2 separate regions of the Homo sapiens genome follow, and region 2 is linked to region 1. A link is a contact called in ENCODE Hi-C or POLR2A ChIA-PET data. All regions are on one chromosome and are shown on one strand. Each heading gives the region's core, a stretch centred on a gene start or an enhancer-like site at or near the end of the contact. The rest is flanking DNA. Distances are from core to core; before and after follow the strand shown.

Region 1 (5,223 bases), core at 1,846-4,345:
CTCCTCCCCCCAGTTGTTGGACATAAGGGTTGTTTTCAATTTTTGGCACACAAAGGGAACATTCTTCAAAATCTATTACATATTTAGGGGTATGTTTTAACTGTTGAATTATGTTTTTACGATAAAATTCTTAAGACAAAATGTTAGATATTTGATTTCCAATACAACTAATCAATTACTTTCTCTTAATTTATACAAAATTCAATAATATTTGTACCTTGGTTTTCTTTTCCTTAATAGTTTCACTTAAAACTGAAAAGTGGCATTCCTATAAGGATTATATAGTTTATCCTCATTACTAAACATTTTCAGATTTGACATTTGTTCTACTACACTACCCTACTGTTAACATTTTCCCCAAAGAAGAGGAAAATAGATTTGTGAAAGCAATTGCACTTCAAAATGCAAATGACAGTGGGGGAAAAAGAATACCCTGTTTGCTGCCAGTTGATACTTTTTAGTTTGTGCTGTTTCATTTGGGAAGAATTGTTCTTGTATATTAAAATGGAGTTTTGCCTTATTTTTTTACTGCTTATCCTGGAGTTTTGTCAAATATTTGATTGTCTAAGAAAATGCTATTATAGATTAACATTGTCTTAGCTGTTTACTTCTAAATCTTTTAATTTTTTTCAGTGAAAAAGTAGTATCTGAAAATCCCAACATTGTTGTAATTGGGTTAGCTGTTGTTATCATGTTGTCTATCATGTTTATAAAATGGTTACTCATCTTGCTTATTTTCCTTTTATCCTTTAGAACCTTGGAAAAGAACAAGAAGAAAGGGAAGATCTTTTAAACTCTCTATTGACCACCAGTTAACGTATTAGTTGCCAATATGCCAGCTTGGACATCAGTGTTTGTTGGATCCGTTTGACCAATTTGCACCAGTTTTATCCATAATGATGGATTTAACAGCATGACAAAAATTATTTTTTTTTTTGTTCTTGATGGAGATTAAGATGCCTTGAATTGTCTAGGGTGTTCTGTACTTAGAAAGTAAGAGCTCTAAGTACCTTTCCTACATTTTCTTTTTTTATTAAACAGATATCTTCAGTTTAATGCAAGAGAACATTTTACTGTTGTACAATCATGTTCTGGTGGTTTGATTGTTTACAGGATATTCCAAAATAAAAGGACTCTGGAAGATTTTCATTGAGGATAAATTGCCATAATATGATGCAAACTGTGCTTCTCTATGATAATTACAATACAAAGGTTCCATTCAGTGCAGCATATACAATAATGTAATTTAGTCTAACACAGTTGACCCTATTTTTTGACACTTCCATTGTTTAAAAATACACATGGAAAAAAAAAAAACCCTATATGCTTACTGTGCACCTAGAGCTTTTTTATAACAACGTCTTTTTGTTTGTTTGTTTTGGATTCTTTAAATATATATTATTCTCATTTAGTGCCCTCTTTAGCCAGAATCTCATTACTGCTTCATTTTTGTAATAACATTTAATTTAGATATTTTCCATATATTGGCACTGCTAAAATAGAATATAGCATCTTTCATATGGTAGGAACCAACAAGGAAACTTTCCTTTAACTCCCTTTTTACACTTTATGGTAAGTAGCAGGGGGGGAAATGCATTTATAGATCATTTCTAGGCAAAATTGTGAAGCTAATGACCAACCTGTTTCTACCTATATGCAGTCTCTTTATTTTACTAGAAATGGGAATCATGGCCTCTTGAAGAGAAAAAAGTCACCATTCTGCATTTAGCTGTATTCATATATTGCATTTCTGTATTTTTTGTTTGTATTGTAAAAAATTCACATAATAAACGATGTTGTGATGTAATATTGTGTGAGGTCTTAAATATCCTACAGTCGATGTACAAGAGTAGAGTATGTTTGGGAAGAAACTTTTCAGCTTAAGTTTGCCTCCTCTACAATGACATCTTTTATATGCTTGTCTCATTTAGAATGCATATGTGCTGATTTTCTAATTTAAGAGATACCATATCTCTCTATTCATTTCTATCTCTCATTTGTATGCTTATTTTTCTGAGAACATTTTTTTTTTCCCCCAGACAGGGTCTTGCTTCATTGCCCAGGCTGGAGTGCGGTGGCACAAACACGACTTGACTGCAGCCTCAACCCTCTGGGCTCAAGCAGTCCTCCTGCCTCAGCCCCCTGAGTATCTGGGATTGCAGGCGTGCACCACCACGCCTGGCTAATTTTTGTATTTTTTGCAGCCTCCCAAAGTTCTGGGATTACAGGCATGAGCCGTCATGCCTGGCCTCTGAGAACAGTTTCTGACTCATTCAGATTAGGTATACTCTCAAGTCCCTGGAAACTGAAATTTTTTTTAACTGTAAAGAGGGTAGTGTCATTTCTTTTCTTAAGGTCAAGTGACATAGATTTTAATGTAATGCATAATTTAGGTAAGAAATTAATTAATGTAGCCTAGTTTATTATCTTGAAATGTTTTACCCTATTTACTTTTTAAAATTAATGACCTAAGCGGAGGGAATAATTATAAGTCAATAGCAGAGAGATTGTTGTTTGGGTGTTTATTTTTTTCAGTTTTTGTTTTGAGAGATTGGGTTAACACCTCTAGCCAAAATTGTTTGGTTTTAGGGAGGCTAACAATAACCTACTGAATTTGGAAAATGCAAAGGTAAAAAATGTATATAGACTGCCTGCTGAACTGGTTAAGTACTACTGCTTCTGGGAAATACTATTTCAAAATTCTATGTATTATAATAATAAATTTGTAAGACATTCATTATTCTACCATCCTAATGAAAACTTTCAGAAGTCTTTCTTTATCCATGGCATGCCCAGGGTTTTACCTGAATCTGATACAGGATCTATATAACTTTACTAGGACTTTTGATTGTTGACTCCAGGCTTAGGTATATCAGAAGGTTCTTTTTGCCATTTGGCCTGTGGATGTCTGAGAAGATCATTCACAATACATGTAAAATTCAGGTAGGCCTAAGGAAAGGCCAGCCTGTAGAAAGCAAAATGGCAGTGTCTGTTCTCCACTGTTGGAGGCATTATGTAATTTAAGTATCCTGTTAGCCACTGTCTTTCTGCTAATTAAGTGGGGCTGAACAAGTAAGCACTAATAATACCAGTGAACCACTTGGGCACCTTGTGGGTAGAGTTTTGCTGCCACCTAGTGGAATGGGATATCATTGCTTCCATATCAGGTTCACAAGCAAGTTAAGTGGGCACAGTTTATTTCTGTGTAGCTCAGGCTGTAATCTTGAAAGCTGAGGAGATACCCATGCCTCTCAGACTCATTAGCTGGGTGTCACATTACCACCTGCACATTCTGACCCACCGCATCTTAATATGTTTTGTCCTCTTGGAGAAACTAGGAGTAGAAGTCAGGATATGGTAGGTAAGGGGGAAAAAGGAAAGACGGCTTGATAGCTATGAATGCATGAGGAGCGAAATGTTGACTCAGTTATCTAGATCATGGTCTCCAAACCTGATGCTATTTCCTTACAAAAATATTTGTTGAGCATGTGTCCATAATTATATGTATTGAACAATGAAAATATGTGTCAACAAATGTACTGCTACACTAATGTGAACATTATGGAACAAAATTTGAAAGAGTGAAATAAAAGGTTTACACTTTCCCCAAGCTCCAATGAATTATTACTTTGCACGTTGGAGGCCATCGATCTAGGCAGTATGTGGATAGTTAATAGTTATTGTTGAATCACCAAGGAAGGTCCTAGTGAAGACTGCTGTGGTGTCCTACTTGATCTGAAAGGAAAATTTGCCACACCAGTAAATCGAAGTCCTTTCTAATAATAAGCTTGCAAATGTAAGCCCTTGTACTTCATCCAGAATTTTACCTGCCCCTTTTGTAATAAAAACTTCCCATAACTGTCCTGTTCCAGATGGTAACCTAAGTAGTTACATGTGTTATTTAATCCTTAATGATAACAATTGGGTAAGTTATCTCTTAAGGTAACTTATTAATACATTATCTAATAAATGAATAAGTTAAACATCTTAAACCCTGTTTCCTCATCTGCAAAAGGATGAGGAAACTGAGGGTTTAAGATGTTTAGTAGCTTATTCAATAGGTGGTAACTGGCAGAACAAGAGTTTGAACTGGTCTTAGTTACACCAGGGCCTGTGCTTAAATATTACGCCTTGCAAGTACCTGGTCTGCTACACTGCCACATTTCTGAAGCATGATCTTCTACAGAGTTGTTAGCACAGAGCAGATGCTCCCTGATTAAGAGGGGCAGCTGGCCACCAGGCAGCCTGGAGAAGCAGAAAGCACCAGACATGCTAATTGTCTCAGTTTAGACCCCAACTCTGTGAATTGGGCATGTAACTTCTATGAATGTTTTCTCAGCTATAAAACAGACCCCATGCCTTCCTTGCTGGTTTGGAGTGAGGATTACATTGTGACTGCACACGTTAAGGTGTCCAGACCTCGAGAATGTGACAATCTGCTGGGGTCATGACAGACCAAAAAGTATTTCTTCTCAGTTTTAGTGACGGTTTATTTTTAGGAAATGTGCATGGTGCCATGGTAAGTCTCTGGATCTGCTTCTTTGTGCACAGAGATAGTCTTTTGGAGTTACTTCCATGGAAATAAGGTAATTTTGGTCAAAAGAGGAAAGGTGTTAGTAATTGGAGTTATAAAATACACCATTCTTTGTAAGTAATGCCGAGATGGTTTATCAGAGTCTCTCATCTTTAATGAAAACTTTTGCTGCTTTTCAAGCAAACTTGGTTCCCATAATTTGGGATTCATCCACAGAATGTTCAAAGTTTAGTGTCAGCCATTTTCAGCAGAAAATAGAGGCTGACAATTTCCTGTGTTCTTTAGAAGACTTTGAAAGCTTCATGGGAAGAATGAAGACTATTCTTGGCCTGAACATTTGCCCCATGGGGTGCTGGACCCAGCCAAACAGCCTTGTATTGGCAAAGGAGGGTCAAGTGAAAGGAGACCTTGTTCTGCGCCAGGCTCTCAAAAAGGGTAGCCTGAAACCCTATTGGCCACACGGAACCTCTTTTAGATGCTGTTTGTGGACCTGCCGAAATCGAATGCCACTCAGGCTTTCTGAAACCCTATGGGGGTGGGAAGAGGCAGTAGCTGACACCTCTGAGAGCAGAGGTTTGTGAAGATGTGGCATAGATGAGGAGGCTAGCAGAGGGGGGGTAGTCAGACACTACCAACAAACTTCCTTTTTGTTCTCTTTGTTCTCTCTTCGAGGTGGGCCACCCCGCTTA
Region 2 (4,980 bases), core at 1,191-3,690, 180 kb before region 1:
CCCAGAAATAGCTGGAGGACACTGAGGTCAAGCTAAGAGTATGTTGTTACCTTTGTAATTTGGACATCAAAAGGAAATGTAACCTGATTTTATATGGTCTGGAGAGACCTGGACATGCTGTAATTAAACTATAATTGCAATTAATGGGCTACTTTGTGAGTAACCTAATCTCATGAAAAAAATGGGTGGCTTACAATAAAATAAGGAGATTGGTGACTTATAATAAAATAAGGGGATGACAGCCATAGCTGAAACATCTATAAATTTGGAAAACCAAGACTCAAGCAAAAAACATTTGAATTGAATTATGCAAAAAAGAGGAAAAATACAAGCTCTGGAAGAATGAAGCCTGCGCCATGGGTACCTTTTAACCACAAGGTTCAGCATTTCTTTTCAAGGAGAACTTATGGCTGGAAATATGGATGGAAGCTGAACAAAGGACTTGTCTTGAACATTGCACACTACTATACTAAAGACTGAGAAAAATGTCAGTTGTTCCTATCAAAGGATGAGGGGGTTGATGGACATCAGCACCTTTGGCATCATTGTTGATTCCAGAGTGTCCTTAGTTTTTGAGCCACCTCCAAGCAGCCTTGTCAATCACTGCAAGATGCATGCCACTGGCTTCCCCCTCTCAGGCGAGAGCCACCTGGGGTACAGACAGTGGGTCCAGCACTGTGGGAGGCATGGCGACAGCCCTCACAGACTCCTCCCATAATTTACACACACTTCCAATAGACTGGCGACCCCCACACCCCCACCAGGTTCCAATGAGAAACACTTTCTAAAGAACTCTCTCTTGTTAGAACAGCTTCCCTGAGCACAGGAACCAGGGAAGCAATCAGCATCAGCTCAGCTTGACTGTCCCCTACTGCCTGTGCATGTCCCTCCAGTAACTAAGCTGTTTTTACTCAACTTTTGGGTGTTAGCTGGTGAGTCATGGCCTCAAGGGAGCCTACACTGACTAGACTAGGCCTGGTGTTGCCCTCTTTACTTCTTCATAATGAGTAAAGGTTGACACAAATTGTGTATTTAATTATTGCAGATAACACAGAGAGGGATCATGCCCATATTGATAGCCCTTCAAGGCCTAGCATAGTGCCTGGAACATGGTAAATAGTAACATTTATGAATGTCAGCATCTCTGCAGAGCTTTCCCTACATGGATTACAGCTTAGGCTAAAGCACTTGATATATTGCCCACTCCTGCTGTTAATATTTTTAACTAGTTATTTTTCATATTATATAAGCAACATGTGAATACAAGTTCATTGTAAAAAAAATCAAACTCATATAAAAGCTATAGTCTTTTATATGTAAATGATGCCACAATAAAGCTACTTTTTAAAAAGCCGCGATCCTCCTTCACAACTCCACACCAGCCCAGTCCCATTCCTTTCCCAGACACACACTCCACTCTTAACAGTTTCATGTGTAAACTTCTAGATCTTCTTCTGTGTGTTTTCATACATGTACATATCTTCATACATTATGTGCTTTCATACATGTATATTCAGATGAATACTCATATATTTGTGTTTTTGCACATATATACATTGTGCACATACATTCAGAGTGTTTTAGTCAGAGTGCAATCAGAAGGCAGAGCAGTGCTAGATATGACATTGCAAGCAGAGGGAATTTAACAGAGATGGTGGGGGAGTTCAGTGGCCACAGAACAGCAGGAAGCCACTATCAACCCTGGAGCTGGAGGGACAGAGGGAGGAAGCAGAGTTACCAGAGCCCAGGAGCTTGGGTCAACTGGAAGAATCTGGGACCATGGCAGCACTTCCAGCTAAATCTGGAGCAGTAGAGGAAGAGGCTATCTGACAGTAGGTGGAGACATGGACGAAACCTATCAGACACCATGTGAAGCAGGGAGAAAGGGAGACATAACCTGTCTTCTTCCCTCCTCTCATTCTCCAGTGTCTGTCACTGGCTCTCCTTAGCCAGTCTGGAAATGAGCCTGGAAAATGTAGTTCCCAAGGATACAAAGCCCAGATAGAGGATGGTCTGGAATGGATCTGAGAGCAAGCAGACAAAAGGCCAGCACATGAAGTTGAAAATAAAACACATAAATAGCATCATGGTATATGTAATGTTCTAAATTTATCACTTACCATTTTTACAGAGATAAAATCTGGTTAAAATGGCCATTGAGAGCAGGCTTGATCCACAGAATGAAAGGTACAGCAGGAGAGCACAGAGGCAGACAGCAAGGAAAGACATGCTACAGAAGGGCAGCCCAGGGGCTGGGGTGGGTGCAGGTCTTGTTCCTTGGGAACCAGGCCTGATCTGCTCTGCAGAGTGGGAGGAGGGCAGGAGTATGAGATGACCATTGCCCAGCAGTAGTATCAAAGACTCAGAGAGTTTACAGCCTGAAGGAAACTTAGGTCTCCCATTTCAACTCATGACTTCTACAGAATAAGGAACTGAAAAGCAGAAAGTGATGGGCCCGGCAACCCAAAGTATCTCAGCTAGTTTTTTTTTTTTTTGTCATTTTTGGTTTTTTGGGGCATGGTGGAGGAGGTGTTAGGGGACAGTTTAGCACCAATGCCTCCTCTTCCTGCTGTGAGTCACCGAGCAGCCTAGCAGAAAAGCTGTGAGGAGAAATGAGAAGCTCTAGAGGCAATCAAGCTCATCTGTCCTGCTGGGGGGCCAGTGTTAGACACCTGACATGTCTTAAAAGCGGAGTCACCAAAGGACATCTTTTTCTTAGAAACTCCCCTAGCCTCCAGAGTCTGGTTTTAAACTGTCTGTGGCATAATCTCAGAGCCTCCAGCAGGTCTCAGGGACTGTGCTAGATACAAAGATGAATGAGATAAGATAATGAACAAGAGACATATTTCCAGGAGCTCTGAGCCTCACAGGGAATCAGAAGTGAATAAAAGGGAGCATGATGCAATGTGATAAATATAATACCTATGGCACAGAAGAGGAGTTGATAATTGCTGGGGGAAGCAAGAGCAGGGAGCTGGGAAAAGAAAGCTTCACAAAGGTAACCGCAGGGAAAGTGTTGAAGGAGGAATAGGAGCTTTTCAGAACACTAACCCCAATGTTAATAACTGAATTAGACCAACCTTCCCCAAAGACCACTATTATTCCTCAAGGATTTACACAGAAACTGTTCTTATCCCATTTACCTCTTATTACATAATGGGAACCCCCCACCCACCCACACACACACACACATATTTGAAAGTATATGATAGATGAAATGAGTTCACTGCCCCATCAACCATGATCGGCAGGGCCAGATTAAGATCTTCAGAGACTCTGGGCACTGCAAAGTTGATGGTGCTTCCATACGTAATTTAATGTAGGAAACAATGCCATCATGCACATGCCTGTAAAGAAGTCCAGCAAAGTTCTGGTTTTTCCTACAATGACACATTTTAGATGTTTTTCAAAATATCAAATAGCCAACATCACCCATGTAATGGTACTGGGATTCTTTTGGTGCCCCTGCTCTGCCAGTGCCCATGCCTGCTTATGGGTGACCCTGCACTGATGAGGCAGCCCCTTCCCACGCCAGAAACCCCAGGTGGGGTTGGCCTCATAAGTTCATATTCCTATTCTTAACCAAATGGACTTAAAGTTGTTCTTTCACTTCCCCATATATCACATGCATTATGACTTTGTTCTTTATCCCTTTCTGTCAACAAACACTCAACCTGCAACCCACGAAGGCCGTCTGAAGGTCTAGTGGTCTGGTTAACCATAAAGAAAGACTGGTGTGAGAAATGCTATTTTCTTATACTAAGCTCAGCTGCTTGTAGCAAGAGGAAGACCATGTGACAGTGAGGTGTTTATGAGCACAGGCTTTAAAAACAGCCATGGTTTAGCCGGGCGCAGTGGTTCATGCATGTAATCCCAGCACTTTGGGAGGCTGAGGTGGGCAGATCATGAGGTCAGGAGCTCGAGTCCAGCCTGACCAACATGGTGAAATCCCATCTCTACTAAAAAAAATACAAAAATTAGCCAGGCATGGTGGCACACGCCTGTAATCCCAGTTACTCAGGAGGCTGAGGCAGGAGAATCGCTTGAAACCTGAGAGGCAGAGATTGCAGTGAGCCAAGATCGCGCCACTGCACTCTAGCCTGGGAGACAGAGCAAAACTCCATCAGAAAAAAAAAAAGAAAAAAGAAAAAACAGCCATGGCTGGGTTCAACATTTGCTCTTTCACTTAACCATACGATCTTGGGCAAGTTACTTTACACCTGTAAATCCAAATTTTATCATCTATAAAATGTGCTTAATAATAGCACCAGCCGGGCGTGGTGGCTCGCGCCTGTAATCTCAGCACTTTGGGAGGCCGAGGCAGGTAGATCACCTGAGGTCAGGAGTTCGAGATCAGCCTGGCCAACATGGTGAAAACTCATCTCTACTAAAAATACAAAAATTAGCCGGGGGTGGTGGCGGGCACCTGTAATCCCAGCTACTCGGGAGGCTGAAGCAGGAGAATAGCTGAACCCAGGAGGCAGAGGTTGCAGTGAGCCAAGATTGCGCCACTGCGCTCTAGTCTGGGTGACAAGAGCAAAACTCTGTCTCAAAAAAAAAAAAAAAAAAAACAGCACCTACCTCCTTACCTCATGAAGTAATTTGTTGAACAAATATTTAGTATACTCTTACTATGTGCCAGGCACTATCCTTGAACAGGGGATACAGCAGTGAGCAAACAAAATCTTTGCCCTAGAGCTTACATTCCAGAGGAAAAAGATAGACAAAAAAAAAAATAGATATCATGTATATATTTAATTATATATAATTATATATCATGTTACAAGGAAAGAGCTAGGCAGCATTGGGGAGAGCTTTCATTTTAGATGGAGTGACCAAGAGCCTGAGTGATAAGGTGACTCTATGGACATGAAAGTGACAGGTAGGCACCAGGGGGACAGCCTTCCAGGCAGGGGGAACAGTCTGCACAGAGGCCCTGAGGCAGAAGCAAGCCTGAATGTTTGAGGAACAGTGAGTATG

What was found. Hi-C counts contacts between places; a loop is a spot of excess contacts on that map. ChIA-PET counts read pairs that join two places held with the same protein, here RNA polymerase II (POLR2A). Pooled maps may share reads with other maps.
Region 2: a loop to region 1 is called in a map of GM12878, with 2.4 times the contacts of the local background. The contact joins two enhancer-like sites. A Hi-C loop is called at or near these places in 1 of 168 maps with a recorded cell type or tissue (GM12878), 21 of 37 single-sample maps with no recorded cell type and 10 of 50 pooled maps. POLR2A ChIA-PET finds 5 or more read pairs at or near these places in 1 of 52 experiments (B cell).

Annotation. Positions count from the first base shown.
Region 1 is chr7:35,903,501-35,908,723 of GRCh38, forward strand. SEPTIN7 (septin 7) reads left to right here. Exons shown (of 14, transcript NM_001788.6): 14 at 754-3,610. The coding sequence ends at 793. Among named protein-coding and RNA genes, the nearest start is that of SEPTIN7, 110 kb to the left of the region's middle. Within about 2 kb of position 3,096, at least 3 of the 41 ENCODE cell types and tissues checked have a DNase peak (open chromatin) inside an H3K27ac peak, as active enhancers do; they include B cell, where a contact is called at or near this core.
Region 2 is chr7:35,726,916-35,731,895 of GRCh38, forward strand. No RefSeq gene overlaps it. Among named protein-coding and RNA genes, the nearest start is that of LINC03013, 13 kb to the left of the region's middle. RefSeq lists enhancers at 1,768-1,917, 2,368-2,467, 3,378-3,627. Within about 2 kb of position 2,441, at least 9 of the 41 ENCODE cell types and tissues checked have a DNase peak (open chromatin) inside an H3K27ac peak, as active enhancers do; they include B cell, where a contact is called at or near this core.